2 separate regions of the Homo sapiens genome follow, and region 2 is linked to region 1. A link is an interaction called in ENCODE POLR2A ChIA-PET data of the cell type or tissue named here. Cell type or tissue: OCI-LY7. All regions are shown on one strand. Links, peaks and the distances in the headings refer to the core of each region. The heading gives the core; the rest is flanking DNA.

Region 1 (7,786 bases), core at 1,271-5,270:
TAGTAGACCTATTCTTAGTACCAAAACTGGGCATACAGCCACACTTCCATTCTTTCTGCTTATTATCTCATAAGTACATCTTCCTAATATCGTTCTCCTTTCAGCATAGTGGAGGTCATTAGAGCTGTAATGTCAATTAGCTATTGACTGCCAAAAATATGTGTTACTTTCACAAATCATGCACACTGATACTTCCTTGAGAATGATAATTTAATCCAAGATGCAGCTTCTGTTGTTACAGGCACCACATGTCCTATTTGCCCAGTTCAGTCCTAATCCGTATTTATTGTTTCTTGGTAACTATTAATAGCATTCCCTTTCACGCTCACAAGTGTCCCAGTTTGGAAAATAAATTATATTGTTACTCTATTTATTGTAGATATAGTGTCTAATTCAAAGATAGACTTAACCTTGACTTTTTTTTTATACATTTCTTCTCAGGACTTCCCTTTCAAAATAAATCCATACATTTCCCAGGCATGCTCTTTCATTAAATGTGGCATCCTGATTTCCCCTCACTACCAAACACAAACTGTGTCACTGTAAAACACATTGAATAAAATCTGAAAAACACACAGAATAAAACCTGAAAAATGTTGTTCATTATTTGCCTACATTTTTCCATACTGGTACAGAAGTATTATGTAGTTGCTTTATCCATGTGTAAGTGGTTACCCAGTTGAATGCATTATTGCTCTTTTTATGTTTTACAGCTTTCCAAGGTTGTTGTAACTACCTGGGTCACTCCAGTTCACTGTCTGGGATCGTTCTGGAATACACTGTTAGTAAACAGGCTGACAGCTTATAACTAATTAGCTGCCTCAGTCCAGCCCTATATGTAAGGGGTTGGGCCATCTTTCATTGTTGCAATTTTTCCTTTAGCATATCTCTCATTTTCCTTTCACATATGTATTTCTTACTCTCTAAAACCTCCAATATCTTCATAAATAGGTCCCTCTTTACCTTTAATTAATAATGAGTTCTAACATTATCAGGGCTAAGGTAAATACACACACACCTTTACATACATACTCTTAAGAGGGAGAAATTCTCATAGTCATTGTACCTGCTGAGGAAAAAACAGATTAAGAAAACACCCTCCTCCAATTTGTTAATTGTGGGTGCAAATCCTGACCAATTTTCAAATTCTACTTTGTATTCACCTTATGAAGAAAATCATTTGCATTCCTTATGCAAATCAGCAAATGAGTCAAAGTGGAATATAGATATAAGAAAATATCTAACAGAAAGAGCCAAAGTGGCAAAGTGGAGGAAGGAGAAGAGGGCGTAGTAGTGACTTGAGCTGGGATATCATAGTAGAGTATTTCTGGTGGAAGAAGGCGGAAAAATGGAAGGCTTAAAAAAACCTGGGATGTGACACATTTTAAGAGACGAGGAAATCAAGTAAAAATGTTTTCAGATGTTGTGCATTAAATTTTTATGATATCCTATGAGCCTGAAGTAAAAAATAGGAATTTCTTTCATTTAGTTAAGCATTGATTTATTAATTTACTCAACTTTTATTATATTCTTTAAATGTGCTTCCATCCCACCTTTGAATCACATAATTATTACATAGATAGTGTTATTTGACTTTGTGTTAATTTGACTTCCAAAAGCCAATATATTTTAGGTCCAGATTTCTTGGCAAATATGGGGGCCTTATTCTATGGATATAGAAAGTCTCTATGTACTTAGGACCACTATTAAAAAATCCATTAATATCTCATGATATCACTCATAAACTGGGTCTCTAAGTTCCACTGCTCTAATTGGCACTGATTTAAAACACAAGCTTCAGCCAAGTTGGGTTAACATAGTGAAGTAGACGGATACTTCAGAAAAATTTCTGGAAAGCCAAATGAATTCCTAGACGTTATTTCAACCATGGTTCTCTTTCTGAAGCATAATTCCATTCAACAACAATGATAAAAGGTAATCAAATTAGAAAAAGTCAATATAAAGTGATCTTCCTGGATCCCAAACCCAAAGCCAAAAATGTAGTGCCTTCTAGACTTCTGCACAAGTGTCTAAATAAAATTCTCAAACCTCACAGATGTACTTACTGTTTGGGGATTTCGTACGTTCTTCACACACTGCAACACTGATATCAAGTAGAATCTCTGAGATTTTCGATCTTGAGCATAGGCTGAACATGAAGGACAAATGGTTACTTTGTGCCCTAGGTGATGCCAGCAAAAATCTGTCAATTAGTGTATTAGGAGCCAAGAAGAGTGTCTCAAAGACACACTGCATCATCATGGTGCCAAAGGTGACTTCTTAAAAGATAATGGAGAAATAAGCAAAACTTAATGCAATTTTTTAGCCAAGTGTTTATTTTTGATGCATAGATTTTTAAATTTGTGGTAATTGACTTATTGAGAATTATTCAGTTACTTTTTTAAATCTGCCAATTGTTACACATTTTATTAAGTAATAACATATGTTCAAACCCATTTTTGGATGAATTTCAATGGAAGAAATTGGCTAAAAATGCTCTATATACCATTCATGGGGGTAACCTAGAACAGCTAGTGAAGCTCCTGCTCCACTTGAATGACCCACTCCACCCCACAGCCACCAACACTGTCTCCCATGGCCCCAGCCCTGTACAATAGCTCAAGGACCTGGGTATTACAATGGACAGTCAAGGTGTCCAATGGAATGATTTAGTTGCTTCCATTTTGGTTTGGTCTGTGGCCTAGTGTAGAAGCTTAGACCAAAACAATGGCCTCCTATAAATTGATTTAGCACTGCTACTCAGAGTTTTGGCATATTTTTTCATACATAGTACTAAATATATGTTAAAATAATAAAAGAAGGAAAAAGGAGAGAAAGAAGGAAGGAATGGAATGGAAGAAAAGAAAAGAAAAAATAAAAAAAGAAGAGTGAATGAATGAATACTTGTTCCAGTGTAAGAGAGGAAACCCAACAATTATAATACAGCAAATCAGAGCTAACATGGACATAGGCCTAGAAGGCTAAGAGAGAAAATAGAAACCTGACTCTAAATATCTATGAAATCTTTCCTGAATAGAAGGCAATTTGTTAGATTTGAAGTATAGCTAGGAATTTCTTAGCTAGATAATTGGAATTGTATCCTCTGGATAAAGGAAACAACACACATGCCACGTCTTAGGTCAAGTCCTCTAGAAGTAGAGCATGAAATGGGGATTTTACTTCTAGCGTTTCATCAGGAATGTGCTCTTAAGAGAAAGGGGGAAAAAAGAGAAAGGGAATGAAGGAAGTAGAATAGGAAGAGGAGAAGTGGAAGCTAAGTAATGTAATCTCTGTGTGAGATTACACTGAGTCTTATCACACAGGAAATCTCTGTGGACCAAATTTCAACAAAGAGTCCTACCTTGAGGCAGTCGTTCATTGCCTTCATTCCTCTGAGGTAGGATAGAGTCTATCAGGTATGGGGATTCCCGTTAGGATAAGACAATTTTCTGGAGAAGGGGATAATTGTGCTTGTGCGTTGTTACTGGCCAGGTGATTCCTGTTAGGTCAAGACAAGTCTCTGGAGAAGTGGATAATTGTGGAGTTGTTACTGGCCAGCTGATTCCTGTTAGGTTAAGACAAGTCTCTGGAGAAGGGGATAATTGTGAGTTGTTACTGGCCAAGACTCACAACAGCTGGGGGATAGGAGAAACAGACTGTACAATGGATCTGGGTGGAGCACCAAAAGCAGCCACAACAAGTTACCTCTTTTGTCATTCAACTCTGTCTCTAACATTAAATTCATTTCATTCTGGCAATTTTTTCCAAAATTTCAATGACTACAATGTCTGGAATAACTTACAAAATGAGGAAGGGTGTGATCGATTGTAGCCCTTGCTATGCAATTGCTATTGAACTCCTTGCTGCTACTCATTATCTCTCCATTTTGGATTCCTCTTAAAATCTAGATTCCCATTAGGTGTTTAGTACTTTTGCCTATCTAGGTGCTTCACAGGGTAGCTTGACCCAGACCTTCATGAAGGGTTACCAGGCCCTCATTGAGCTATAATTGCTATACTTGCCTATTTGGAGTTAAAAATAGACACAAGAGATTCTGTGACAGGTCACCTAAATACAAACCAATTTCTCTTTCCTCCTCTAATGTGGCAGCAGTTGCTCCCCTCATGATGCTCAGGATCAATTACTTGTACCAGAACATTAACTCCTTTCTTCTCTTGTTGGCCTGTTAGCACAAGGAGCCTAAAACGGCCAGCTAGTGGCTACAGCCTAAGGTTTAGTGGGACTCCTACTGTGCCCATCCAGTGGAAGCACTTTTCTTCTGGAAACTAGGAAGGAGAGCCACAAATTACTCAAGCAGGTCACTGGTAGTGTTAGGGGGTGGGGTCACTCCTACTTACACCTTTTGTTTTCTGGGCTCATGTATTCTACTGTGATATGGGCATAGTACCATATAATGGCATTGGATTAAGATATATATTCTATCTTGAAAGATAGAGCCTTTTTCCCAAGATTATCATCTCCTAGCTGGCTTCTCAGCTGTGTCTTCAGAATGCTATTTCATTGCTCTGTCAGAAAGAAACTTATAATGCAGCATTTGGATGGAGCAAATGGATTCCATTGTCATGTGCTCAGTATACATTCTTTGCTGGCAAGCAGGTTCCTTGGTGTGAAGAGATGTTATGTGGGATCCCATTTTGGAAGATTAAATAATCTAGAAGCCCTTGGATAATGCCTCTGCAGGCTCTATAGGCAATAAAGGCAAATTCATGAAAAAAATTTGACAATCTCAATCAACATGAAATATTGCTTGTTCAGTGTGAAAGGGATCTGATCTAATCAGCTTGCATCTAAGAAGCTGGTTGTTCTATTTGATGAAGGTATCATATTTGGAGCTCAGTTTTGGTCTCCACCATTGGCACGTCATTTATTCTGTAGCATAAGTAGTCAGCACTTGGTTTGAAGAACCCTGTGCAATTGGGCCCATACATATCAGATACTTCTGCCACCATAGCATTAATATTCAGGAATCCAATGCATAAGCACTGTGTTAACTTAGAACATAGACTGGCAGAAATGTATTGGCTGGATAATCAGTTCTCTATTTACTTGTTTAGTGATGCTTCTTGTGGGCACTGATTTGTGATACAAAGATCTTCACACTTGTTTCCTGTGTCCATAGGTCCATCCACATACCTCTTCCCCAGGTCTCCTTGTCATCACTATTTCAATATCACTTTTTCCAATAACCTGACCCACAAAGCAAGCCAATCTGTATTGCCTAAGAGTATGTGTACCCTTTCTTAGGCTTTTCTATCTCCACTGAAACCACCCTAGTCTGTGCACATTGAGAGAATTTCTTTTACTGCTCTCATTCAGGGCCGTTTTTGAGAACAGTTGTTGTGAAAAACAAAAAAAAAAAGTCAATATTTAGCTTATATTGTCATACCAAGCTGACCCACTTATGAACCAAGTTCAGGTGTTTTCCTCCTTCATCAGCTCCTCATAGAGAGGCCATGGGGCCATAGCTATCAATTGAGGAAGAGGCACTGGTTTAGCATTAGAAGGTGACATGGGGGGCCAGGCGCAGTGGCTCACGCCTGTAATCCCAGCATTTGGGGAGGCTGAGGTGGGCAGATCACGAGGTCAAGGGATCGAGACCAACCTGGCCAACATGGTGAAACCCCACCTCTACCAAAAAACAAACAAACAAACAAAAAAAACAAAAAACGGGCGACGTGGGGTTTGGGGCCATGTTTAGGCAGCTTACTTGTCCTCTCTGGGTATGCTTGAGCTCTCTTCCATTTTGGGATGGATTGCTGCAGACCCACACTTACGACTTCGTGGATCTGCCAGTGTCTACCTCATATGAAAAGTTTAGGACATGTGGCCGCTTGCTGTCCCGTGATCAGATGCTCTTTCCAGTAGGTCACAGAAATATGCCAAGAGCTGATGTGCAAATATTTTCTAGTTTTCTGCTGCAGATGGACTTTCCTTATTCTAGAGCCCTTGCATTTCTGTACACTATGACTGTTTTACCAATACTTGTCAATCTTAGCAAACACTTGGTAATCCACATGACATATTTTTTCTACCACAGATGCCTCAGGTGCCATGGGATCTTATATAACCCAAACAGTGGGTCCTTTTATATCACAATTTAGAGTTGTTAACAAACCCTTTTTCTGTTGTGGGCCTCATTCAAATTTAGTAGCCTTATACAACAATGAATGGGTTAGAGCAGTATTCCACAGTGTGGAACATGCTGATATCAAAACCAAAAGATGTCTTCCAATCTTTTTTTTTTTTTCTTTTTCTTTTTTCTTAGCTTTCAGAGGCATAAGGTGTAATGACTTGCCTTTCAGTTTGGGGTGTAATATCCTAGCATGTCTTATACAATTGGACCCTAGAACTTTACTGATGTGGCAAGCCCTTAAGTTGTTGTAGGGTTTACCTTGCATGCTCTAGAGCACATATGTATTAGCAAGGCATTCAGAACATTTGCCATTTCTTGCTCATCAAACACAATTAATATTATGTTATCAATATGGGTAGATGAATGTGATATTTTTCAAAATGTCTGGAGCATCAGAATTCCTTTGGATTATATTAGAAAATAGGGCAGAGGAGTTACACAGCACTAGAAAAACAGAATGAGTATATATTAAGTCAATGTGAATTGCTTCTAATGTTTCTTCAATGCGTAAACTAAAGAACACATTCACCAGATCAAAGTCACAGGTAACGTTATCCCACATAAGAAAGAATACTACTACTGGCATGGCAACTATAATTAGGGATACTAATTTGTTAAATTTGTGGCAATCCACTGGCCTCTGCCATTATCCATGTGATTTTTTTTTTTTTCCAGAGGCCAGACTGTTGAATTAAATAGAGATATCATGGTCACAAACTACATCTTTCAAGTCTTAGAGGGTGGCAATAATTTCTGCCACTTTTCATGGGAGACAATTTTGCTTTGAGTTTTCTTGACTAAGGGTGAGGGAATTTGAGTAATTTTAGGACTTCTGATTCACCTTTCCTCCAATAACAGGTCCAGGTCAAGGAAACTGAGCTGAACTTTTCTGTCAGCTGCGAAGCATGTTTATTACAAGTTTATACTTTAGAACCGGGACATTATCACTGGCCATGTCTTTGCAAGCTAGGCCTGGTCCAGGACATAGTTTCTTAGTTAAGATCCACGCCCTGCCTTATGTTATTTTGTACCGGTGTTCATTTGCACACTGTATCCACCAGCCCTTGAAAGATTCGGATATCCCAATTTACCTCATGTATGGTTATGTAGGCAAATAATAGTAGATCTCTTAAGAGAAAAACTGAGGGAATCTCTACTGTGTAGATTTTCTGAGATATGAGTGTCTTTCCACATAACCACCTGTTTTGTCTTCTGGTCACGGTTTCTGTCTGAAAACATGATCAGGTCTGGAAATTAAGCAAGCTATTATGACTTTCCATGATGTTCGGGTGGCTGCCCTCAGCCTTTTGTTCATATATTAATTAATTTATATGCATACATATTCAGTATGTTTATTTGATGCCTGTCTTGCCCTGAGTCATTTTTATGTTCCTGTAACAATCTTCCACCCATAACATTTTTACCTTTCTGACCAATCAATTAAAGCAATATTTTATATGAAATATAAGTGTTAATGTCTTTATAACAGAAGCCTAGTTCTCTAATAATGTTTCCTACCATCACTCTAGATTTATAGAGGTCAGTCCTTACTGATTTTTTCAACACTACATTCCATACTGCATTGTTAAATAGAGTAGCCTCCTAGCTGCTTTGAGGAACGTGGCCATCTTG
Region 2 (7,786 bases), core at 1,920-5,919, 87 kb before region 1:
TGTCCGTAAACCCACATGCCTATAAATAAAGGCATAGACTCACAGGTTCTATTTCTTTCTCACTTCCCACCTGCTGGTTGAACTCCTTGTCGCCTCCAGGATTCCTTTGCCCTTTGGATGGCACTTCTAACCTCTCAGGAATCTGTAAGTTATATATATATATATATATATTTTTTTTTTTTTTTTTTTTTTTTTCTGTTGTAAGCATTTCTGTTTCACTTCCTCATTGTGTCTCACCTCACCAACACATCCAAACCTTACTTTCCTCTGGAAAGTGAATATTTTGCCTTATGAACACTTTCAAGAGTGAGACTTTAAGATCAAATTAGAAAGAAACCATAACAATAACCTCAGCATATTAATCATAACTATTTTACATTGCCAGTCTGATAATTCCAACATCTCGGCCATATATGAGTCTGGTTCTGATGCTTGGTCTATCTCTTCGAACTGTATTTTTTTGTCTTTTAGTATGCCTTGTAATTTTTTTCCCTGATGGCCAGAAATGATGTACTGGGTAAAAATAAGTTTATTAGTAGGTCTTTAGTAATGTGGTGGTAAGGTGTAGGTGGAAGGAATGGGTTCTATAGTCTTTGATTAGGTCTCAGTTTTACAGTGAGCCTGTGCCTCTCAACCGTGAAATTCACATGTGCTTCTTTGGTCCCCTATTATTCCCTTCTTGGAACAGGAGAGTTCAATTGGGTTGAAGGTGGGCTTTCCCTTCCTCCACATGGAAGACTAGAGCTTGATGAAGTTGGGTCTCCCCATTTCTCTAGGTAAGTTAGGCTCTGAGAAAACTCCAGCAGGTTAAGCTCTTGTTAAATAGTTCCTCCTTGTGCAGGCTTTATTAACAGAAAACAGAATGCTCTGGAGTATTTCAAAATGGTTCATTTTTCCCTCTTCCTGATGGGAAGCATTAGGTGATTTTTTTTGAATATTTACTATGAGGACCTGGTAGAATTCTTGGAGGTAAAATTTATGAGTATGTGAACTCAACCCCCATGACTGTTTTACTATGGAATTTTTAGCTTTCAAACTTGTTCTTACTGGACCTCTAGCAATTCATCAATTATAGTTCAGGTTTCTCTACTCTTGCACTGGTTTCCACAGAGGTTTCAGCTGGTGGGTGTCTGCTCAGGTAAATTTTATTTCTCCGTATTTATCTGTCAGTCTCTCCAATTTGGGGGGGGCGGCAGTGGTTTGCCTCCAAACCACTTGTGTCCCTTGTCTTTTGAAAATAAGAAGAGTTGATTTTTCAGTTTCCTCAGCTTTTTACTTGAGATAGAGTGACAATTTGCAAGCTTCTTACATCACAGACCAGAAATCCGAACAAATTACTATTACCATATTCTTCTAAAATTTTAAGATGACCCTCCAAAATATCTCATTATTACTTTAATTTTCTCAAAGATATTTAAGACTTCTTCCCACAAACAAAAATCATGAATCTTGTGACTATGGTCTTAGGTAAGTTGAAATCCTATTTGCTGATACAACCTACTTATCTAAGCCTGTATTAATGATTAAAAATTGTAAGTTAATGAAGACTTCCTGAGGTTCTATAAAGATAAGTTAGGCAGGTTATTTTTCCAAAGAGAAATGACACTCTTCTCCCCATAGACAATCTGTACATTCCAACACATCACATGATCATACTAATAATAAGAAACTGACAAAACTACTGATTTGCTTTCCCTGGTCCATCTTTTTGAGGACTCATGGGAAATAATAGCTCAATAATCACAGACCATTTCCTTTTGCTAAAAACGATCATGATGTTACTGTGTAAAGAGCCTGCCTAATACCAGGGTATTAGCTACTCCTTGGGAGAAAGTAAGAATCTGTGTTAAGCATCTGAGATCAACAGGGAATAATTTAAAGCAACTTTTCTCCTCAAATAACCTACTTTAAGTTCCTAAAAAAGTTTGGGCTTTGGAAAGACAATAGGAGGAATGGAAAAAATCTAGGAGATTTCCAGATATGTATAGTAAACCTTTGAGCTCAGAGGTATCCCATACTCCATCTTTCTTCCAAAAATAAAATAAATAAGAATTTCCTTATTTTTATCTCCACACCATAAAGCAAAGGTGAAAACAGTCTTCATTTTTCATCTTAAAATGTATCAGGAAAAGATCTACATCATTATCTATTTCTAAAGACTTGGAGCAATAATATTTTAGAGTTTGTTACTAATACATATGTGATATTCAGGAAAAATTTATTTTCTGAAGTTCCAGAAATTCAATGCTGATTACCCATACAGAATCAAAGAAAAAGAAAAACAAACAAACAAACAAACAATTAGCTTATGTATGTGCAAATCTGAGTTTAGTTTGACTTCTGGTACAACTCTATCTAGGGAGACAATTAGTATTACCAGGACTCTATTTTCCATCTCTCGGCAAGGACCTCTCTATGACATAGTTATATGAGTGGCCAGAAGCCAAGGATTCCAAAGTTCCTGCTTTTGAAACTCAATCAAAAAGAGACCACATGTCCCCAAAACCTTGGCAAAAATCTAAAATATAAAGAAATATTGCAAGAAGTTCTCTGATATGTTCATCTTAGGCTCTCAGTTCACATCTCATCCATAAACAAATTATAACAGTAAGATATATAGAACACTATGCTTGGCTAAACATAAGTCTGATGCAGAGGGGTGCTAGCAAAGTTTGACAGCCAGCTTTCTGGGGTTGGGAGTGGGAGGTAGACTTTGATTTGTGACATTTTAAAATTTCTGTGATGTAAATACTCCCACCATGACCAATTCCAAACTGCTGATATGAAGTAATGAGTACATAATCAGGAAGAACTGCACAGTGGCTTAAAATTCCCAATTATAGTCAAATGTATAGAAAACTCTGGCTAAACCTAAGTCTAATGCAATATTGTGCTGGTTAAGTTTAGAAATCAGCTATATTGTATCCTTATACAAAATTATCTTATCTACCCAAAAAAGCGTTAATTTGCATTCAATGATTTCATATTTTCACCACTAATTTACTTAGCTTGTCTAATTCCATTATCTTGAATAATCTAAATTAATATTAGACTGAAGTAATGACAGTTGTAATACTGGTAATGTTTCTTACATTAATAAGAATTTTTCTAACGCTTCATCCTGAAGAGTTATGGTGGACTTTATTTTAATTATAAAATTCATAAGGGAGTGCTGGGAAGGGAAGAGCGTGGTCCCTTTAAATGATACAGAAAAGGGAAAGGGAAGTGCTGGGGAGAGGAGGGCGTGGTCTCTGGCTAGGGCTCCAACGGTCAGGAACCTAGGTCAGGACAGGCACACCTGCTTTCCCGCCCAAACTTCGCATTTTCCAAGACCACCCTGGCTCTCCATGCCCCCATTCTGGGCCTATAAAAACCCAAGACCCTTGCAGGCAGATACACAAGTGGCTGGACGTCCTAATGAACAACACATCAGGGGAAGAAGACACAAGCGCTGGTCATCCATAGGAGCACCCCAGCAGAAGGACACGCTGACAGGCACCCGGAAGCCAGTAGGCCGTGGACCAGCGGGAGGAGGCGGAGGTTGGCCTGGGCAGTCAGGGGAGAGCCGGGGCTGCCGAGCACCCCAACTCCAGGGGAAAACCATCTCCCTTCTGGCTGCCCCATGGGCGGAGAGCTACTTCCACTCAATAAAACTTTGCACTCATTCTCCAAGCCTATGGGTGATCCGATTCTTCAGGTACAACAAGGCAAGAACCCAGATACAGAAAGCCCTCTGTTCTTGCCACAACGTAGAGGGCCTAATTGAGCTGGTTAACACGAGCCGCCTATAGATGGCAGACTAAGAGAGTATCCTGTAACATGCCCACTGGGGCTTCAGGAGCTGTAAACATTCACCCCTAGACCCTGCCCTGGGGTAGGAGTCCCACAGCCTGCCCGTCTGTATGCTCCCCTGGAGGTCTGAGCAGCGGGGCACTGAAGAAGCCCGCTATGCCCCCATCGCGAGCCCCGCGAGGGGGAGGAGGGAGCCTTTGCCTTTTCAACTGGAGACATCGACCGGGATCCTGGAAGGTGAGTGTGTATGAATTGCGAAACTGTCTGGTCTTCCTCTCTTCTGAAACTCTGCCACCTCTCTCTCTTTCCTGTGAGTAAGAGACTCTGTTTCCCTTCAGGGAGTTTTAAACTGCCCTAACCGGCCGTCAAAACCCCCAGACTTTAATTATAAAATAAGTAATGAACAATTCTTAATCAGTTATAATAACAATGATAAATTATGTTATTTATATATTAAGTTACAAATATAGGCTACAAACAATGAGTGCATATTTCTGTAAGCAAATATGCTATAGGATTTTAAAATAAATTACCTAATTTAATTATTGGATAAGTTTTATTAACTATTATTATAACTATTCCTTAGGTGAAGGCATAGAGGCTCTGAAAGTTCAAATTATTTGCTCTACTAACCAATATACATTTTCAATTATGAATTGGAAAATGTATGTCTAAGGAACTCAGTACTAAATTTTTTTTCATGTATCAAGTGCATTTTTAGTATATAAGGAGAATATGCATTATATGTTGGCAAGAAGATGTTGGGATAAATCAGGAATTATTTTTTATCGATCCTGGTCTAGATATACTTTATATGTATTGTTACTTTTTTTATCCTGACAATGAAGCCTGTGAATAAGAAAACCATTAACCGTCAGAGAAAAAAGCCATTCACAGGTATATAGTCATCTATTTTAATTAAGCATATTATATTTAATTAAATATAGCTAATAGAATTTTCTAAATTTTACCTTTTGTTTTCAGTTTAGAGACCACCAAGAAAACAATGAAATAAAATTTACAGATTTATGCCAATTATTTGTTAGAAATGCCACATTGGAAATGAAAGCCACAAATATCAGTACTAACATTTATGCATGTCAATATCTAAGAAGCATCTGAACTCTCTTTTTTATATTTTGCTTGAAGTGTCAGAGAATACCTTCAACAAAGTTGATGGAAAAAGTTCTCTCGCGTATTGATTAGACGTACATAAATAGGAATCTCATGATTGGAGAATAGAGGATACTAATGCGTAGGCTATCTCCCATCTTCCCACTCAAGTTAATCACAACTTTTTTCTTTAGTTAACTCCTCCTTTGTATTCAGAAGTGAGTTTAGTCGTCTCCTAAATCTTTTCTCTTGCCTCCTTGATTTGTTCAAATACCTTTATGCCATCATAAGAATATTCACTTCTTCTTCAAAGCTTTTTCTTAGTTATAATATTACATGCATTTTTGTAAGTCTTAATGTTTGTCTCATCTACTACATGGTGAATTTGAGGAGAACAAAGATCATGCGTCTTTTTTGTGGTTGATATTTTAACATACTCTAGCTCCAGGACAGTGTCTGGCACATAGTACATAGGTAATAAGTATCCAGGAAATGAATGACAAGATCTATTTTCTTAAACAGAAAAGTATTTGTGAAATATTACTCTTTCCTTGGCAAATAAAAACCATGAAAACAACATTTTCTATCAATTGGGCAAGGATCTGTGATGGATTGATGGAAGGAGTAAACAAAGGAATAAAAATAATTGAGGCCAAAAATCTATTTACCATAAATTACAAATTCTATACTTTGAACTTCTCTCTTGCTTTTTTTTTTCAAATATGTATAAGTAGCTGCGGGATGAATAAACTTTTTCACTTTTGAATTATCTAGTGATTCTAAACACAAAGGACCCTGGTAGGATTCAGAAAACGTAAGTTGCATTCAGAATTAGTCATTGAACATATGTTATTGTGGTAAGTAGTGAGCAGCAGAATTAGAGTTTTGATTGAAAGTATTTTTTCAAACCTCCTGTAAGACTGTTAAAGCCTTTTTGTTTCTGTGTGGGTCTTAAACTGTAAAACCTACCAGAAATTTTTACTTTTTTAGTTTGCTATGCCTAGGAAATGGTTTAAACAATTTAAAATTTTGGAAAACAACATGTATTTTCAACACATCGATAAGTCACACACACACACACACATAAATATGATTTCTGATTAGCGCTAGGAGATTATAAAGCTGAATTGTTAATCTATTCAGTAAGAGATTTTCACAAAATATATTGAAAAAGAGAAATAATAAATAAAAATTATATACCAATTTGACTGTTAATTTATGCTGAGGTATATAAATGATGCTACAACTTTCACATCTGGGTCACTCTTGTTGAGAAATGCATAAAGGAGGAAACAAAGCATATAGAATACATGCTAGAAGAAAATGCTTTTTCAACAGAAAAGAGGTTTGCTTGTTAAAAGACAATTAAAAAAAAATGGATCAGCAGTTGCCACCTTACACAAGTCAGAAGGATATTTATAGCTGAATATTCAGCCTGTAGCTTTCCATAAAAGTTTTAAATATACATTGAAAATCTGAAGGATCATCTTCGAAATCAACCCTATCCATTAGTAATTTACAATCTATTTACTCTTATTCAATTCTAAGTATGTCTGTGAGATTTTAAAATATATTCAGTGTTTCCCATTATACTTGGAGCTTTAGAGTATTTTTTCACTCTCCATTTGTGTATGTGAGTGGCTATAGGAGTGTTTCCTTGGAAGTTGTAGGTGGGTTTTTAGGACTGTTATCTATGAGCATGCATGGCTATAAACGCATTAATTGAAGGGTATTCATGATAACAGGACAGCTCTGACATTGTTTTTGTCTTGTAGGATTTGCTCTTTATTTGGTGATGTAAAATTTATCGTGGTCGCATTTTGTTAATGTTAAAATATTCTTCAAGAATTCATTTAACTAAGATTGATCAGAATAACTATAACTACAAAGAAATGATATCATGAGGAAAAAATCTTTTTTGAAATACCTAATTATCACTAGTATTAAATAAATAAACCTTCAAATGATTCAGCATGTTATGGCTTCCGAACTTTTTTATATTCTACCTCAGTGCAACTATAAAACAGAGCATATTATACAGTTCATCATGCCTAGATCAGAGGACTGGGGTTATTCAAATGCTATAACTATGAATACTGCCACATTTTGTTTAGTCCAATTTAGCCTTCTATGTCATGGTTACTTCATTTTAAAAATTAAGATGATTTTTAGAAGAAGATGGTTTATGTGATTATAAGTTTTTAATTAATTTTGAAATTATACAAGTCTCTGAGGAGCAGAGCAAAGCTCAGAGAATAAACGATACACTGAATGAACTAGTTAAGTAGTGGAATCTGGAGTATCCCTAAGTCATCTGATTAGTTTTTTGTGAAAATCGGTAGAACTCTGTACGACAATCGAAGGATTAAAGTGTATATATATATATATATATATATATATGTGTGTGTATTTCTTTGTGATCCTTTGATATAAATAATAATAAAGTTATTTCCTAAGTACAAATCATACTAAATCTAATTCACGTCTAGATGCCAGATAAAATAACCAAAATAATAATGTCTAACATTTTTATGATAGTTATAAAATATTTTCTCAAATATATGCTCATATGTAGAAGGTGATTTGAATCATGACTATACATGCAATAAAAGAGTAAATTTTGTTCACATAAATGCTCTGATTAGACCAACGCATTATTGTACTCTGAATTGGCTTTGAAAGCATTAAAATGTGTAATTTATGTAATTCTATGAGCTTTTTTACTTATAACATTTCATTATTTCGAGTATTGATTATACCATGTTCAGTAGTGATCTGTGACAGGGAGGATACAGAAAATAGTACATATAGATAACGATACTTATAACATGAAAACTTAATTTCAGACAAGAGATTCTCAGTCACAAAATTCCCTAAAAAG

What was found. ChIA-PET counts read pairs that join two places held together with the same protein. Peaks named below come from ENCODE experiments on the same cell type or tissue, not always from the same donor. Only the 100,000 strongest peaks of a DNase experiment are listed, where the experiment ranks them.
Region 2: POLR2A ChIA-PET joins it to region 1 with 5 read pairs; 2 of 35 experiments call an interaction of 5 or more read pairs at or near these places.

The regions. Positions count from the first base shown.
Region 1 is chr13:87,718,770-87,726,555 of GRCh38, reverse strand. No RefSeq gene overlaps it. Among named protein-coding and RNA genes, the nearest start is that of SLITRK5, 51 kb to the right of the region's middle. In OCI-LY7, for the core only: no CTCF peak of the experiment used is centred there; no DNase peak of the experiment used is centred there.
Region 2 is chr13:87,806,727-87,814,512 of GRCh38, reverse strand. LINC00397 (long intergenic non-protein coding RNA 397) reads left to right here and starts at 3,993. Exons shown (of 4, transcript NR_104059.1): 1 at 3,993-4,029. RefSeq lists an enhancer at 3,739-4,448. In OCI-LY7, for the core only: a CTCF peak has its summit at 3,785 (motif pointing right); a DNase peak (open chromatin) is centred at 3,782.